Linked DNA regions of Homo sapiens: region 2 is linked to region 1. Evidence: read pairs that join two places in POLR2A ChIA-PET (ENCODE). Cell type or tissue: OCI-LY7. All regions are shown on one strand. Each heading gives the region's core, and the rest is flanking DNA. Links, peaks and the distances in the headings are about the cores only.

The links. ChIA-PET counts read pairs that join two places held together with the same protein. Peaks named below come from ENCODE experiments on the same cell type or tissue, not always from the same donor. Only the 100,000 strongest peaks of a DNase experiment are listed, where the experiment ranks them.
Region 2: POLR2A ChIA-PET joins it to region 1 with 10 read pairs; 11 of 35 experiments call an interaction of 5 or more read pairs at or near these places.

What each region holds. Positions count from the first base shown.
Region 1 is chr6:118,705,312-118,713,648 of GRCh38, forward strand. It overlaps a transcript of CEP85L not described here. Among named protein-coding and RNA genes, the nearest start is that of CEP85L, 58 kb to the left of the region's middle. RefSeq lists silencers at 575-869, 4,767-4,816. In OCI-LY7, for the core only: a CTCF peak has its summit at 4,239; DNase peaks (open chromatin) are centred at 4,180, 4,510 and 4,840; H3K4me3 peaks cover 4,314 bases; H3K27ac peaks cover 2,743 bases.
Region 2 is chr6:118,876,427-118,884,763 of GRCh38, forward strand. The region is part of intron 8 of MCM9 (minichromosome maintenance 9 homologous recombination repair factor); the gene reads right to left. Among named protein-coding and RNA genes, the nearest start is that of ASF1A, 14 kb to the right of the region's middle. In OCI-LY7, for the core only: no CTCF peak of the experiment used is centred there; a DNase peak (open chromatin) is centred at 5,215; H3K4me3 peaks cover 993 bases; H3K27ac peaks cover 1,586 bases.

The DNA.
Region 1 (8,337 bases), core at 113-8,112:
TTGCCCCAGACTGTGAGATAACACTAAATAAGCACAAAATATCTTTTTGGGCTTGGACAATTTGCAGAAGGGAGGAAGAGATATAATTTCTGCAGAAGGAACAATGAAAATGTTTAAAATATAGTTACAAGGCATGGCATGGGCTCATTGAAGGGTGTTTGCCTTGACCCCGGAACCAAATCCAGCCCTCCCTAGTAAAAGGTTTCCATTAGGGATCAAGTTAGCTAGCAAGTCCCTCTTAACATTGTTGAGTTGTGAGGAAGCTACTAATGGCATGGTAAGTGTGATTTGCACAAAATGAAGGATAAAACAATACAAGAAATCATTATGTGGTTTTCCAAATCTCAATCCTTTTCCAGACATCAATCTGACATGGCACTTGTGCCAAAGGCATAATTGGAGGTGTGTGAGCCCTTCTCACAATATGCTCTTGAGGGATTCCAAGTCTTCTGGCACATTTTAATAATTTAATGGGAATGGTAACTCCATATGTCCAAACACTAGGGCAGAGTAACAGAGATACCAGGAGATTTGAAAAAAAATCTTTTCACCCTTGCAATACCATAAATAATTTCCTTGCCTGGTGTGAATTCTTTCTCTGACCTCTTGCATTTATGCAATGCCTGGGAGGCCTTTCCTGCTAAGCCCGCCCCCACATTGTTGCTCTCAGCTTTTTGCCCACAGTGAGCACTGTGCTAATTGGGTAGATTTGGGAGCTGCTTCTTAAGAAGTATCACGGCCGTCTATGTAGGTGTGTGTCCCAGCTCCTCTGGTAGTGCTCTGTGCTCTCTGTCAGGGAAGGGCTCGTATCCAGCATGTAATGAATACTCAATAAGTTGCCTTAAATTTAACCACAGAACACAGACACTCTGACAAGGGGATTATTTTTAGTTTCATTTTCTAGATAGAAGAACAGTGGTTTTCTTCATATTGAAGTCTAAGTTCATCAATCAAAGTGCCAGAAATGAAGCTGATGCATTTCCATCACTATCCTGAAATGCAGATGGAGCATTTCAGTAGAGGGAAATTTCAAAAGCTTTATTTGTCAAGACCTGTTGATATTCTGAAAGCAGAAACCCTGTAAGACTAAAACCTACTCTAAGGTATTCTAAGAATGCCTAGCCAGAACTGGAATTGGCAAGCTTTTTCTTTCTAGAATCTAGCCCCTTTGAGATGTTAGGTCTTCTGAGAGTTTCAGAAAGTTTTAACATAATTTCAACTTTTATCTTAGGGTAACCTCAACTGATGAAACATACATTTGAACCTCCTGGAATTTTTATTTTATGTGCCACTTACTTTAAATTATACAAAACCTTCACTGTCTTCCAGTATTCACTTCTCTTTTAACTTTCTTTTCTCAACTTGAGATATCAGGAAACGCCACCATGTCATATTTTCTTTTCTTACATTTTTGAACATCTAATTCCTTTTTTCCTTTCCGTCCTCCTCATCAATGTGGTCTAGTCTTATAGGGAACTTTTCTCTCCAATCACAATCCCCTCCTCTTCCACTTCTCGCTTAGCTACTCTTCCCACACCCCAAAAAGACTCTCGCTTTGTGATTCCAGTCCTGGAATTCTTTCCCTATTAGTGTCCTCTTCACTTCACTGCTTCCCTACCCCATGGAGCTCTCATGAGCCATCCCTTTAACCATTCTCTTCAGTATCTCAGTTCCCTTGCCCCTCATTGGCCTGGCAAATCCCCAAACTTCAATGAGTTCATCTTCATATCTCCCTGTCTGAGCCCAGGCTATCTCTCCTGGAGAGAGATCACAACTCTGCCATGGATGCCATTCCAACTCTGTGACCCCAAGTACTGGTCCCTCCAGGCTGGTCCCAGCAGTCCTCCTGGGTTTCCTTCTCATATTCCTCCTCATCTGCTTTTTTTTTTTTTTTCTTTTTTGAGACAGGCTCTTACTCTGTCACCCAGACTGAGCTCATTGGAGCCTCAGCTCATTGCAGCCTCAACTTCCCAGGCTCAGATGATCCTCTCACCACCTCAGCCTCCCCAGTAGCTGGGACTACAGGTGTGTGCCACCATGCCCAGCTAATTTTTGTATTTTTTGTAGAGATAAAATTTTGCCATGTTGCCCAGGATGGAATGAAACTCCTGGGCTCAAGCAATCCTCCCGCCTCGGCCTCCCAAAGTGCTGGGATTATAGCCATGAGCCACTGCACCTGGCCTTACCTCATTCTTTTTAGCTCCTCATTCAATTCTACAGTGAGGAAGCACCAACACTTACTAAACTACTTCCTTTTTATTAAACTTCATTTTCTGTTATTACAAAGAATGTGCTAATGAGATGCTTATGCATTTATTTTTGTTTATATATCTAAGTATTTCTGTAGGATACATAGAAATTTTTAGGTAAAGTGGCTTGAAATTTTTAGGTATAGGAGTTTTATACTTTTTGCTTGTAAATATATTTAAACATGTGCAAACTTTTATGTATTAAAATAGGCAAAATACGTAAAACCTTAATTCACGGAACAGCAAATCTGAACCAATGAACATATATAAAGATACTCAAGCTCACTTATAGCCAGGAAAATAAAAATTAAACATTGCAATATCACTTTATAGCTACTAAACTGTCAAAAATCTAAAAGACCAATACAACCTATTACTGGTAGAAATATGGGAGAAAGAGTTGCTTTTTTGGGGGGGGGACGGGGGGGAAACAATCTGGCAGCATCTACTAAAATTTAAAAAACATATATAGACTTCAACCGACAAACCTACTAACTCTTAGAGTTCAATCCTATAAAATAGAAGGCCAAAAGGTCGGAATATATAGACAAAGATATCTTTGGGAATATTCATTTCTTCCTGCAAATATTTATTAAGTTCGGACTATATTGCCATCACTTCACAGATGAACAAGGCACAGGCCCTGCCCTTAAGTTACTCACAGCCTGTCTGGAGACAGATGAGTACACAAGCAACTGGAGTTCATGAGCGAGGTGTCTAGAAGCAATCTGGGCCTGGGATGGAAGGCTGCAAAGACTTCACTGAAAAGCAAATTTGCAAGACTGTAAAATACAACATGCTTCCAAGGCCTTGGATTAAGTTGTGTGGTCCAGGATAGCTGAACAGAGTAAAGATACCTGGATATAGGGAAAAGATAACCCATAAACTTTTCACGAAACAAAATTGTGTTAATAAAAGTCACAGGTACTCTAGTTACTCTAGTGGCAGTGGAGACAGAATATGAGATACACAATGAAAAAAGAACTTACTTTTTAGGAAGAGAATTAAAAGAGTCTATTATTAAATGGTAGCCAAAATGCTGTTTTTCTCGTATACCTGGCACAGAACCTACTCTTGAAAGCTATGTGTTGAATCAATAAAGTATGACATGGGAACAGCATATAAAAAGGTTTAGCTCAGATAAACTTGAATTCAGTCAATAATCTCACCTATTTAAGATTTTTCCTTGAATAGACTTTTTTCCTTCCTTCCTTCCTCCCTCCCTTTTCCCTACCATTTTTCAGGCGAAAGAAAGACTGGTCAAATAGGGGTTCTAAATCCTGTTAACCTCACTTTAACCCTGTTATTTCACCATTTAATGACAAGGCAAAACCATCAGCTCTTAAATCATGAACTTTAAATGCCAAAAACAGTGTTGAGAAATTTTTAAAATATGAGTGTTATATAGAAAAAGAATGACTAACACTAAAAGCAAACAAAACAGGCAGTTCATTAGAAACCGGTAATATAGAATAGCCCCGATTTTGTACCTAACAGATCTCGGAAAGGGACTGACAGCCCACAGAGAAACAAGAGCAGCACATCAAGACGAAGGCACATTTTCTTCCCAACTGCTGTCATTTAAGGAAAACCCATGAGCGTGAGTTCTCTTATGGGAGGGTAGCGACCTCCATGAAATCATGAGAACATTCCCCCAGTCTAAGTGCTGCCTGGCTTTACTCCCACATCAACAGCAAAACAACTGCATAGCAACCTACATTTGCCCATTTCCTCACTCATTAATGTTTGTCCAGAGGAAACACCCCTGCCAGTCCCTGTCTGCTTTGTAAAGTATGTCAAACAGGAGTTGAGTGTGTACGCCAGATTGGGAAGTGACACATGCTGGCATTTCTCAGCGCATGCGGCTCCCCACTCGGCTTTCTGGAGCTCTGCCTTTTGGCGACAGAGCAGCTAGAGCTCCTCTCCCCTCCCCCATTTCCTCTCATAAAGATAACCAGTAACAACAATTGGCGTGTGTGTGTGTGTGTGTGTGTGTGAGAGAGAGAGAGAGAGAGAGAGAGAGCGCTCCCAGTTGGCCAAGTACCCTTTACATCCAGTGACCTGTTTTACGAATAATAGGAAAGACTTTCCAGCTTATTTTCTGCATTCTCAGGAGTACGCAGAGTTCACAGTAAATGCAGAGTAACAGTCATTTCTAAAACAAAGATAAAACACTCCAAATGCTGCTCTGCAAAGACCATTTGCCATCTGTTCCTTTCCCCCTGACAGGGCTGCTTATCAGGACTCCAGCAAGGACACCATCATAGCAATCTAGATCCGAGTACTTTTCCTCTGTTGCAGGGGGTGTTTCCTTGAACTTTCCCATCTGCTTCTAAGCAAGAGGTATAAAATATTATCTATAAAATAAGACTAGCAAATGACTCACAGTGAATAAAAATAAATCAGGGTGTAGTTTGTCATCATCTTTAAGAGAAAAAAAAAGGAAAATGCTCCACAATTGGAGAAACAACTCACTTTTTCAAACCTCCTCAAGGAACGTCTTCAAATGATAGGCAGGAAATGGGTATGTGGGGGTTAAGTTAAGCTCAAGTAAACTCAAGTGGCAAGAGCATGATCCAGCCCCATCATACATATTCATAAGAGGCAACCTGAGCTTCCGTGTAAAACCACAGTGTGACTGTATTTCCTGCACACACTTTGCATCCCACACAGCCCGGACACACTGCAGCACTGGAGGGGCACAATGCCTTGCTTTAAAACATGGCTCAGAAGAACCATAATTGTTCATTGACAACTTAACCTACACATTGACTGGATGTTCTCCATAGGCCTTATGACAGCTCAAGAAGTATCTGTCAGGATGCAGTTTGAAAGACATCATTGTGCAAGTGTGAATCTCAAGGCTTCGGCTGCTAAGAAGCAAAAATGGAATATGGTTATTTGTTTTCAATAAAGCATTGGGCATTTATTACTAATACTCTAATGGAGAAACAGGTCAGTCTAACCAACATGGGAAGATGATAACACTCTATATACTGCTTCTCTTCTCAACAGACTTTCTACAACAAAATACCCATAGTTTCAGCTGCCAGAAAATATAAACCAAAGGCCTTGTTTCAGTGGGATTTGGGGTGGCATCGATAGTATAGTGGTAAACATAACTGCTTTTCAGTAGAATTTGGGAAGGCATGTACTGGGTTTTTCTTCATTCACTCAACAAATATTTATTAAGTGCCACGATGTGCCAAGTACTGCCCTGGGCACTTGGAAAAACCACAATGAACAAAACACAAAAGTCCCTGCATCATGAAGGCTATGATCGCGGAGTGTTTCAGACTGCCATGCTCCTCCAGAGAGAAAGAACACCTTATCATGTGCCTGTCATTAAAGGGCCTGGACCTTTTTCTTCAATTTCTTTCAAATGCCCTCGATGACTCTGTCAATGAAGTTTGTATGTGTGCCCATATGTGCTGTTTGAAAGAAGGAAGAGAGAGGGAAAGAAAGCAACACTGAAACACGATTCAAAAAGTGATAGAAAGATTTACCTTTATGATTGGGAAAGCCACAAAGACATGAGTACTGGGAAACACAAAAGAACACTAGTGCAGATGGAAAAATCTATTTGTTTTATTAGGAAGATGGAAAATATTATCAAGATGTCAACTCTTGGCCAGGCACAGTGGTTCACACCTGTAATCCAGCACTTTGGGAGCCCAAGGCAGATGTATCATCTGAGGTCAGGAGTTCGAGACCAGCCTGACCAACATGGTGAAACCCTGTCTCTACTAAAAAAAAAATACAAAAAAATTAGCGGGGGGGTTTGGTGGCACATGCCTGTAATCACAGCTACTTGGGAGGCTGAGGCAGGAGAATCACTTGAACCTGGGAGGCAGAGGTTGCTGTGAGCTGAGATCGCGCCATTGCACTCCAGCCTGGGCAACGAGGGCGAAACTCTGTTTCAAAAATGAAAAAAGATGTCAACTCTCATGATTTAAGCTATAAATTTGATATATGACAAAAAAATTCATAATGGTCTTGTGAACTAAGTTGATTCAAAGCACAAAGAAAAATCTGAGGGGGAAAAGTCTAATGAGGGAGGAACTAGCTCTACCAGATGCTGAAATATAAAGCTTTGATAACTGAAAGTGTATGCTAACTCATAAATAGACAAAACGGTGGAACTGAATGAAACACCGGGAAATAATTCCAAATCCATTTGGGAATTAAATATCTGATCAACATGCCACATTGCCCATAGGTCTGTTGACCTCAGCAGCATTGTCAGTCATGCAGTGTGGTCCTTCACCTCCTTCTCATTAGGAGGCTTGGAGCTAACCAGAGGTTGTGGGTTCAGGAGTAAGAAAGAACACTGGGCTTAGATGGCTAGACACCAGAGCACCAATCTTGCTCTACCACCTGTAACTTGGTGACCTTGTGTTGAGCTTTGGTTTCATTGTCTATAATATGAGGATAATGAAATCCATTGCCAAGCTTTATTGTGGGGATAAGTTTATATAATATATGAATCTACCTAACAAATATCAACTATTTAACAAAATAAACATATTCTAATTGAATAGCTTAACGGGCATCTTAACTCCAGGTTGACAGTTTCACAATTTGTCTGTCTGCAGACAGAAATTGCTTTTTAAAAATCTCAAATCCTTTTTTTTTTTTTTTTGCCATTCAACATGTAAATAAGATTTAGAAAAAAGAATTATTTTAAAGCTCAGATTTAGAGTCAATGATTTCCTTACAGAGGAAAGTCTTTATAAATAAGATCAAGTTGTTGAGTGGGTGGATGAAATCCAGCAAGAGAAGTTTCAGTTACATAGCACAGGAAAGGATCTTCTTTTTTTTTTTTTTTTTTGAGACGGAGTCTCACTCTGTTGCCCGGGCTGGAGTGCAGTGGCATGGTCTCAGCTCACTGCAAGCTCCGCCTCCCGGGTTCACGCCATTCTCCTGCCTCAGCCTCCCGAGTAGCTGAGACTACAGGCGCCTGCCACCACGCCCAGCTAATTTTTTTGTGTTTTTAGTAGAGATGGGGTTTCACCATGTTAGCCAGGATGGTCTCGATCTCCTGACCTCGTGATCCGCCCGCCTCGGCCTCCCAAAGTGTTGGGATTACAGGCGTGAGCCACCGCGCCCAGCCCAGGAAAGGATCTTTTAACTTCTGTGTTTTAAAGGAAGATGTGGAGCTTTTTAAAGATGACGCTGCACTAAGCATGAGCTGATGGAAACCTGTCCTGTGTGTAGAGAGCACCCAAGGTTCGGGTGTTGTGCCAAAATGGAGACCTTACTCTTGGACAAAAGAAGCTTGAACAATTTATGGTGAGGGTAGAAGTACAAACAAAATTCCATGTAATTTTTTAATTTCCACCTTTGGTTATATTGTACAATTCAGTGCCTAAGGGATCAAAGGATGTTGAAGAGAGTTTTGGGAAATCACATATACTCTTGGGAAACTTCATGACAAAGGGCAATCTTGGGCAGTGTTGGAAAGGGACGAAGTGGATCACTTGGTGGAAAGTGGCAGGCAGAAGAGTATGTGGATGCCTCAGAAGTGGATGTGGTTAAAGGATGGAACAATGAAGGGTTTGATGGCTGCAATAAGGCGTACAAGACAATGAGATGAGTAATAAGCTGACAGAATGCTTGCTGAATAATCCTGATTTAAATTTGTCAGGCAAGTGATGAAAAGAATGTTTGCTGCTGGCCAGGATGGTCTGACCGAGAAAGCTAGACACAAGAGACAAATAAGGCTATTTCCATTGTCTAACTAACAATGCTTAGGTCCAAGCTGGTCTGAACCTGTGAGAACAGAGACAGTGCACAGCTTTGAAAATCCTGTAGGACAAGGAATCATGGAATTGGTGATTTTTCTGGACAAAATGATAGAGGAAAAGGTTTAACAAGGTTAGGATCATAGAAAGCTGACAGGAGGATGGAGCCATTGTCAACAAAGAGAACTTCAGACCTGCTAAGCGTTTGTAAGGAGCACAAGGAGAGAAAATAAACCCAATTTTGGCTGCATTTGGCTGTGGATGACAACCAGCATAACAACCCAATCTCCATCAGAAACGGAATCAAGACTTTAAATATAATAAATTCAGAATTCTTAGCAAAA
Region 2 (8,337 bases), core at 242-8,241, 170 kb after region 1:
GAATGTACCACTCTGAAACTAGCTGACACTAGAGAAGGTTGTATGCATGGCAGGGAGGGAGAATATAGGAACTATAGTTTCTGTTCAGCTTTGTTGTAAACCTAAAACTACTCTAAAAAACAAATTTTATTAATTAATAAGCAAAAACTGTTGTGACCCTGAGTTGGGCAAAGATTTCTTACATATGACATCAAAGGCACAGTACTCAAAGAAAAATTATAAGTTGATCCTCGCTGAAGTTAAAAATGTTTGTTCTTCTACAATGTTAAGAAAATGTGAAAGATAAGCAACAGATTGGGAGAACGTATTTGCAAATCCTTTATCTGATAAAGGACTTGTACACAGAATATATAAAGAATTTGCAAAACTCAGTAAGAAGTAAACAAAACCTCACTGAAAAACTGAGCAAAAAAGTTTGAACAGTCCTTTCATAAAAGAAAATATACACATGGCAAATAAGCACATGAAAATATGTTCAATATATCCCCTCCCCTTGAATCAGGGCAGAGCTTTGTGACTGCCTTGACCCATACAGTATGGTGAAAACAATGCCATGTCATTTTCAAGGCTAGATTGTTAAAATGCTAGACATTTCTGACTTGTTTTCTTGGAATGCTAGATTTTAGAGCCCAGCCACTATGTTGTAAAGAAGCCTAAGCAACCTACAGAGAGGCCTGTGTGGACAGAAAGTGAGGACCAAGGACCCACAGCCCAGGGTGAGCACCCAACCTACAGTCAGCACCAATGTGCCAAGCATATGAGTAGCTATCTTGAAAGTGGATCCTCCAGCCCCCAGTTGAGCTGCCACAGCTGATGCACATGGAACAGAAAAAACCTGCCCAAATTGCAGATCTGTAAACAAAATAAGCTGCTAAGTTTTGAAGTGGTCTCTTACTCAGTACTACATAACCTAGCCAAGACCACTAAGAGAAAGACAGACAACCTAATGGAAAAATGGAGAATGGACTTAAAATAGGTATTTCATGAAAGAGAAAGTCAATAAACACATGAAAAGGTGCTCAACCTCATAAATAATAAGGAAAATTCAAATTAAAACTACAGTGTAATGCCATTACACACCCACAAGTATGGTTAAGTATTTAAAAATCTGACAGTGCAAGTACTGGCAAGGTTGTGAGGCAAAGTCAACTCTCATGTGCTACTAATGGGAATAATAACGGATACAACTATTTTGGAAAAGAGTTTGGCAATATCTACAAAAGTTTCAGTTATACATACTCATGTACTCAGAAACTTCACTGCTAAGTCTGTTCCATACAGAGATTGTGACCATCTGCACCAGGAGGGAGATAGGTAAAAGAGGGCTCATCATAAAATTCTTCATAATAGTTAAACCTGGAAACAACTGAAAAGGCTATCAACAGAACAGATGAATAAATTGTGGTATATTCAGACCGTGGAATAATGCATAACAATTAAAAAACAAAGTACTAGGCCTGGTGTGGTGGCTCTCACCTGTAATCTCAACACTTTAGGAGGCTGAGATGAGGGATCACTTGAGGCCAGGAGTTCAAGACAAGCCTGGGCAACAGAGTGAGAGTTCATCTCTACAAAAATTTAAAAAATTAGCAAGGCATGGTGGTGCATGACTGTAATCCTAGCCATTTGGGAGACTAAGACAAGAAGACTGCTTGAGCCCAGGAGTTCCAGGCTGCAGTGAGCTATGATAACACTACTGCACTCCAGCCTGGGTGACAGAGCGAGACCCTGCCTCAAAACAGAAAAACAAAAACAAGATAAAGTATTGTACAGCTAAACACAATATGGAGAGAATATTAAAAGATAATACTGATCAAAAAATACATAGTCTACAATTTAATTAATGTAAAGTTAAAAAAAAGCAAAAACAAATTAATGCTAATAGACCTATAAGAAATACTACAGGAGTCTTTCAGGCTGAAATGAAAAAACACTAAGATGGTAATTCAACCCTACATGAAGAAATAAAATGCACCAATAAAGATAACTATATAGGTAAAAAATGAAAGACAGCATAACTGTAACTTTGTAACTTTTTTTCTTTTATCTGATTTAAAAGAAAATTGTATAAGCACAAATTATAAAATGTGTTGAGTGGCTTATAACATATGAAGATATAATTTGTATGACAATAATAGCACAAAGAAAAGGGAATAGAATTACATTGTAACAAATTTTTACACACTATGAAAATTGAATTGGCATTAATCTGAACTAAACTGCTTTAAATTAAAAAGTTGGTAATAACCCCCAAGGCAACTATTAATATCTTTAAATATATAAGAAACAAGAAGGGTATTAAAATAATACATTAGAAAATATATATTTAATATATTTAATGCCAAAGAGGCTGGGCACAGTGGCTTACACCTGTAATCCCAGCACTTTGGGAGGCTGAGGTGGGTGGATTGCTTGAGCTCAGACGTTCAAGACCAGCCTGGGCAACATGACAAAACCCCGTCTCTACTAAAAATACAAAAATTAGCTGGGCAGGTGGCACACACCTGTAGTCCTGGCTACTTGGGTGGTTGAGTTAGGAGAATCATTTAAGCCCAAGAGGTGGAGGCTGCAGTGAGCCAAGATCATACCACTGCATTCCAGCCTGGGCAACAGAGGAAGACCCTGTCTCAAAAACAAAACAAAACAGACAAAAAATACAAAAGAAGGCAGAAATGGAGGAATGTAAGAACAAAGAAGACATAAGACATGTAGAAAACAAAGAGGAGCATAGTATACATGAATCCTGCCTTGTGAGTAATTACATTAAATGGAAACAGATGAACTACTTCATGAAAAGGCAAAGGTTGTTAGAATGGAGGGGGAAAAAAAAAAAAAACCCATGATCCAACTATGTGCTGTCTACAAGAGACACACTTTAGACTTAAAGGCACAAATAGGTTAAAAGTGAAAGGATGGAGAAAGATATTTTGTTCAAACAATAACCAAAACAGAATTGAGGAAGCTATACTAATATCAGTCAAAATATCTGAATATGATCTTAAAAATGCATTAACACAAGAATAGCATTCACAAGTGTAGATATCTGTTAGACAACTTCTAGAGGATCTATGCACAAAATGTGGCCTAGCTACCTGTTTTTGGAAATATAATTTTATTGGAATACAGTCATGCTAATTTGTTTACATACTGTCTATGGCTGCTTTCATATTATAATGGCAGAGGTAAGTAGTTGTGATAGACATTATACTGCCATCAGAATAAAAAATACTAGTATGTGGCCTTTTACAGAAAAAGGATGCCAATTCTTGATCTAGTGTTTTAATGTCCATGTTGGGACATCAAATTAAAAAAAAAAAAAACTAATAGAAAGACTAGGCGGGGTGCAGTGGCTAATGCCTGTAATCCCAGCACTTTGGGAGGCTGAGGTAGGTGGATCACTTGAGGTCAGGAGTTTGAGACCAGCCTGGCCAACATGGTGAAACCCTGTCTCTATTAATAATACAAAAATTAACCAGGCGTGGTGGTGGGTCCCTGTAATCCCAGCCACTTGGGAGGCAAGGCAAGGAGAATCACTTGAACCTGGGAGGTGGAGCCGAGCTCATGCACTGCACTCCAGCCTGGGCGACAGAGTGAGAGTGCACAAAACAAACAAACAAACAACAACAAAAAAAAAACACCAAAGAAAAGAAAAAGAAAGAATAAAAAGGGCAATGAAATAATGAAGGACATGCAAATAATACCATTTAAAGAATGGTTTGTAACATTGGGTCTGTTTAGCCTAATTAAAAAAAAAAATACAGGGAATCGAAATTTTTATATCCTCTGAAAACTCTCCTATGGAAGAGGAATTAGATAAATTTGTAGCAGCTTCAAAAGAAATTAACTGAGACTAACATGTAGAAGTTTACAAGGAACTGTTGGAAACTCGAGGTGTTTGAAGAGGAATGAGCTGCCTTACAAAATAGTGAACTTTTCATCAAAGTAAGTCAAAGTAGAATGTCCACTTGTCAGGATAGTATAAAAAGGTATTTATGCAATGAGTAGGTAACTGCCTAAAGGACTAAAGGTTCTAAAAATCCCTTCTAAATCTGTCTCTTAGCAATACAGAAAGGACTTTCAGCCATTTCCTGAAATCTGTGGCAAAGGTAATTAAAAACTAAGACAGCTAAGTATTTCTTCCCACTTTTGTTAATTCCTTGAATGCAAAAGACAGAAGGAAAACAAAGTTGTCTCTTTGTCTCTGTCTTATGAGAGGCAAGAAGAGGGAAATAAATAGTACTTCTAATGATTAAAAGGTGATTATATTTAAGATGTCTTTCCTTTCAAACTTTGGGTTTTTAGTACTGGAATAGGGAAGTTAGTAGAAGGCAGCCAGGGGACAAAGGGATGAGTACCAATTCATTCTCTCTTCTTGTAGAGGATTCCTGTGTTCAACAATTCAGCAAACATTTATTGTTAATATCAAAGCATAGTAGTCTCTCCTTATCCACAGGGGATACGTTCCAAGACCCCCAGTGCATGCCTGAAAGTGTGGCTAGTACTGAACCCTATACACACTATGTTTTTCCTACACATACAAACCTAAGATAAGGTAATTTATAAATTAGGCACAGAGATTAACAAAAAATAATAATAGAACAATTATAACAATATACTGCAATAAAAGTTATGTGAACGTGGTCTTTCTCAAAATATCTTACTGTAATGAACTCATCTATTTTCAGACAGTGATTGACTATGGGAAATTGAAATCATGCAAAGCAAAACCCCGGATGAACTACTGCATGCACTAAAGTAAGCATAATGCACTGAAGTACTATGTCAGCCAAGGATTACGTATAATTTTATAATAATGTTTAATTTATACACCCTAACTTTCCTGAGCCCCACCTTTTTCAATCCTGACTCCCTCCGCATCTAGATAAGAACGTTTCCTTCCTCCTTGAAACTTTCCATTTCCCAACTAGTACCTCCAGTCAATACATATTTATACACACCCTTCCAAAAAACAGCACTCATCTTCCTGTTGACTTGTAGTTTGTTTGTATCCTATGGTAAAATTCAGTGAGCGAGTCAATGTGCGGAATTTATTGTATAAGTATTACATTTTCTCTATGAGGACATGGAACTAGTGACCAAATAAAGCTTCATTAAAAACACCAAGGGAGGAAAAATGGCACCAGAAATTACTAGCAAACCAGGAATAATGACTGCACTTAGAAAAACTGAACAGTGAAAACAGCGTTAAAAACATCACTTCAGAGGTTTCACTTCTGCAATGGCAGTGTGAGGAGCTCCATGGACATCCTCCTCACTGAAGCAAGTATAACTGGTGAAAATTATTTTTTAAAATCCAACCATTTATACAGACTATGGAAAATCTAAGGGCATACAGTAAATGAAGAAACATTTATTCATTGAAATCTAAAACTTCATAAGAATAGTGAGAGTCTAAGACACTTAAATCATGACCTGCTTCCTGCCTCTCCCCTTCTCTTCTTGCTTAGCTGGATGGAGGCTTCACTACAGGTGAATGTGGTCAAGAAGAGGAGCTCCCTATGAGCTCTTAATCAAGGGATAAGATATCGTACCAGGAGGGGTAGAAAGCATTTCTTATCCCCTCCACGTGTGAGGTACAGAAGCTAAATTCCTGGTGACTGTGGCCAAAAGGTCACGATCTTCCTTCCTCCACCCAATCCCAACGCACAGAGTAGAGGATCTACCCTAGGTGTGACAGGCAAAGAATCCTCGGCACCCCAAATGCCTTCAATCCAGCTGACTCATAAGGTAAAGGTTCCACCTGGAAAGACAAAGCCAATAAGGGCAGAGGCTACCATTTCCGCCCCCTGGCTGGAGCAGTAGCTCAGAGAGTTTGACCAGGGGGAGAGAGAGTCCACAAAAACAGGGAAAGGAAAATCTGAATCTTCCCCCACAAGAAACTGACTTTATTTGGAACACAGTGCAGGGAAATTCAAGCCTAATGGAGATTTTGGTAGCAAGTAATAAAAAGGCTGGTAGCTCTATTACAGCTGTATGCTAAACCATAGGCCAGCTAGTTTACCATAGAGAACCAGGGAAACAGCCAACAAGAGCACTTCTGGGGTCAGAACAAACCTCAAGTACTGGATTCAAAAAGTATCCCTGACCAAATTTAATTGAACCAGAGTGCTGAGCAACTTATCCCCAGGGCATTGCCAAAAAGAACAGAGCAATCAACAACTAGAGCCTACCAGCCGAGTATGATACCAAACAGCACAGATAGCTTAACAGAGATCAAGGAGAGAGTCAAGGAAAGGTTGGTTAAAATTATCATCCTAAGAGTGACTGTACACACACGTAAAGGCTGTTGCCTCTGAGGAGTAACATCAGCGACTTCACACTGTGAGGAGACACAGACTTCAAGAAATGAACCTAGCCAAGTTACTAAACAAGCAAACAACAATAAAAAAAAGGATAAAAAACGAGGCCTGGAGGAGAATTAATATAAAGAACTGGTATAATACATTAAATTAAAATATCCGGTTTTTAACAAAGAAGTATAAGATGTGCAAAAAAACAGGAAAATGTGGCCCACACACAGGGAGAAAAAGCAGACAACAGAAGCTGCCTGTGAGAGGATCCAGATTTCAAATGTAGTGGGCAAAGCCTTCAAAGTAGCCATTTTACATGTGCTCAAAGATGCAAAAAAAAAAAAAAAAAAAGGGATGATGACAATGTCTCAACAAATAGAGAATATCAATAAGAGATAAAAAGGATTTTTAAAAACCAAGTAAGAATTCTGGATTTGAAATGTACAATAACTGAAACAAAAAATTCACTAGATAGCTCAAGAGTAAACCTGAAATTGCAGAAGAAAAAGTCAGCAAACTTTAAGAGAGATCAGTTGAAATTATGCAATCCAAAGAACAGAGGTAAAGGGCAAGATAAAAAATGAGCAGAGTGTCAAAGAAATGTTGTACACCTTTAATCAGAATAATATATATATATTGGGAGTACCAGAAGGAGGGGAACTAAAAGGAGTAGAAAAAAAGTTAGAAAAAAATGACTGAAAACTCTCCAAATTTGATGAAAAACAATGGACTATACATTCAAGAAGCTCAACAAAATCCAAGTAGGATATATGTTTTAAAAAATCCACACCCATAAATCATAGCAGAAATGCTGAAAACTGAAGATAAAGAGAAAATTTTAAATCAATAAGAGAACAACTCTTCATTTAAAAGGGAGCCACAATAAAATTAAGAGCTGACTTCTAATCAGAAACAGTGGAGGCCAGAGGCAGTGGGATTACATATTCAAAGTGCTGAAAGAAAAAAAAAAATCGAACCCGGAGTCTGATATCCAGCAAAACTATCTTTCAAAAATTATGGAAAAATAAAGACATTCCCAGATAAACAAAAACTGGGAGCATCAGTAGCTAGCAGACATGCCTTAAAAGAATTACTAAAGGAGGTTCTTTAAGCCAAAAGCAAATCTCTCTGGGTGATAACTCAAATTGAAAAAAGAATGAGCACTGGCAAAGGTAATTATGTAACTAGAAAAAACAGTTTAGAGACACATATCTTTTCTAAACTGATTTTAAAAGCAATTGTATAAAAAAGTATATAATTGTATTGTTGGGCCTATAACATATAGAAATGCAATATATTTGGCAGTAACAGCAAAAGAATGCAGGTGGAAAGAAAGCTATATTGGATTAAGGAAATGACTCCAGATGGTAACTCAAATCTACAAGAACAAATGAAGAGAGCCAGAAATAGTAATTAAGAAAGTTAATATAACAAACTCTTGCTCTTCCTTCTTTTCTGAGCTTCTTCAAAAGGTATAAAATTACATAAAACAATAATTATACCAATGTATTTTTGTGTTTGTAACATATACAGATGAAATATGTGTAACAATTACAGCATAAAAAGGGGAAAATGGTATAGAATTGACAACATTTCTGTATCTCAGTGAAATAAAATAAGTCTACATCTGAAACACTGATACATTAAGTAAGCCCTATAACAACCACTAAGGAAATCATAACAAAAATAGAGAAAAATCATTAAAGAAATAAAAAATGCTATACTAGAAAATATTCATTTGATACAAAGGAAAGCAGTAAAAAAGGAATTTAAAAAAAAACAAAACAACTTGAGACATATAGAAGACAAAATATAAAATGGCAGATAGGAATGCAACCGTATCAGTAACATTAAATGTGAATGGACTGAATAATCCAATCAAAAGGCATATATTGACAGCATGGATACAAAAAAGAAAAACCAACTATATGCTATCTACAAGAGGTATTTTAGATTCAAAGAAAGAAATGGGTTGAAAGTAAAAGGATGGAAAAACATACGTATGTAAATATCAATGAGAAAGCCG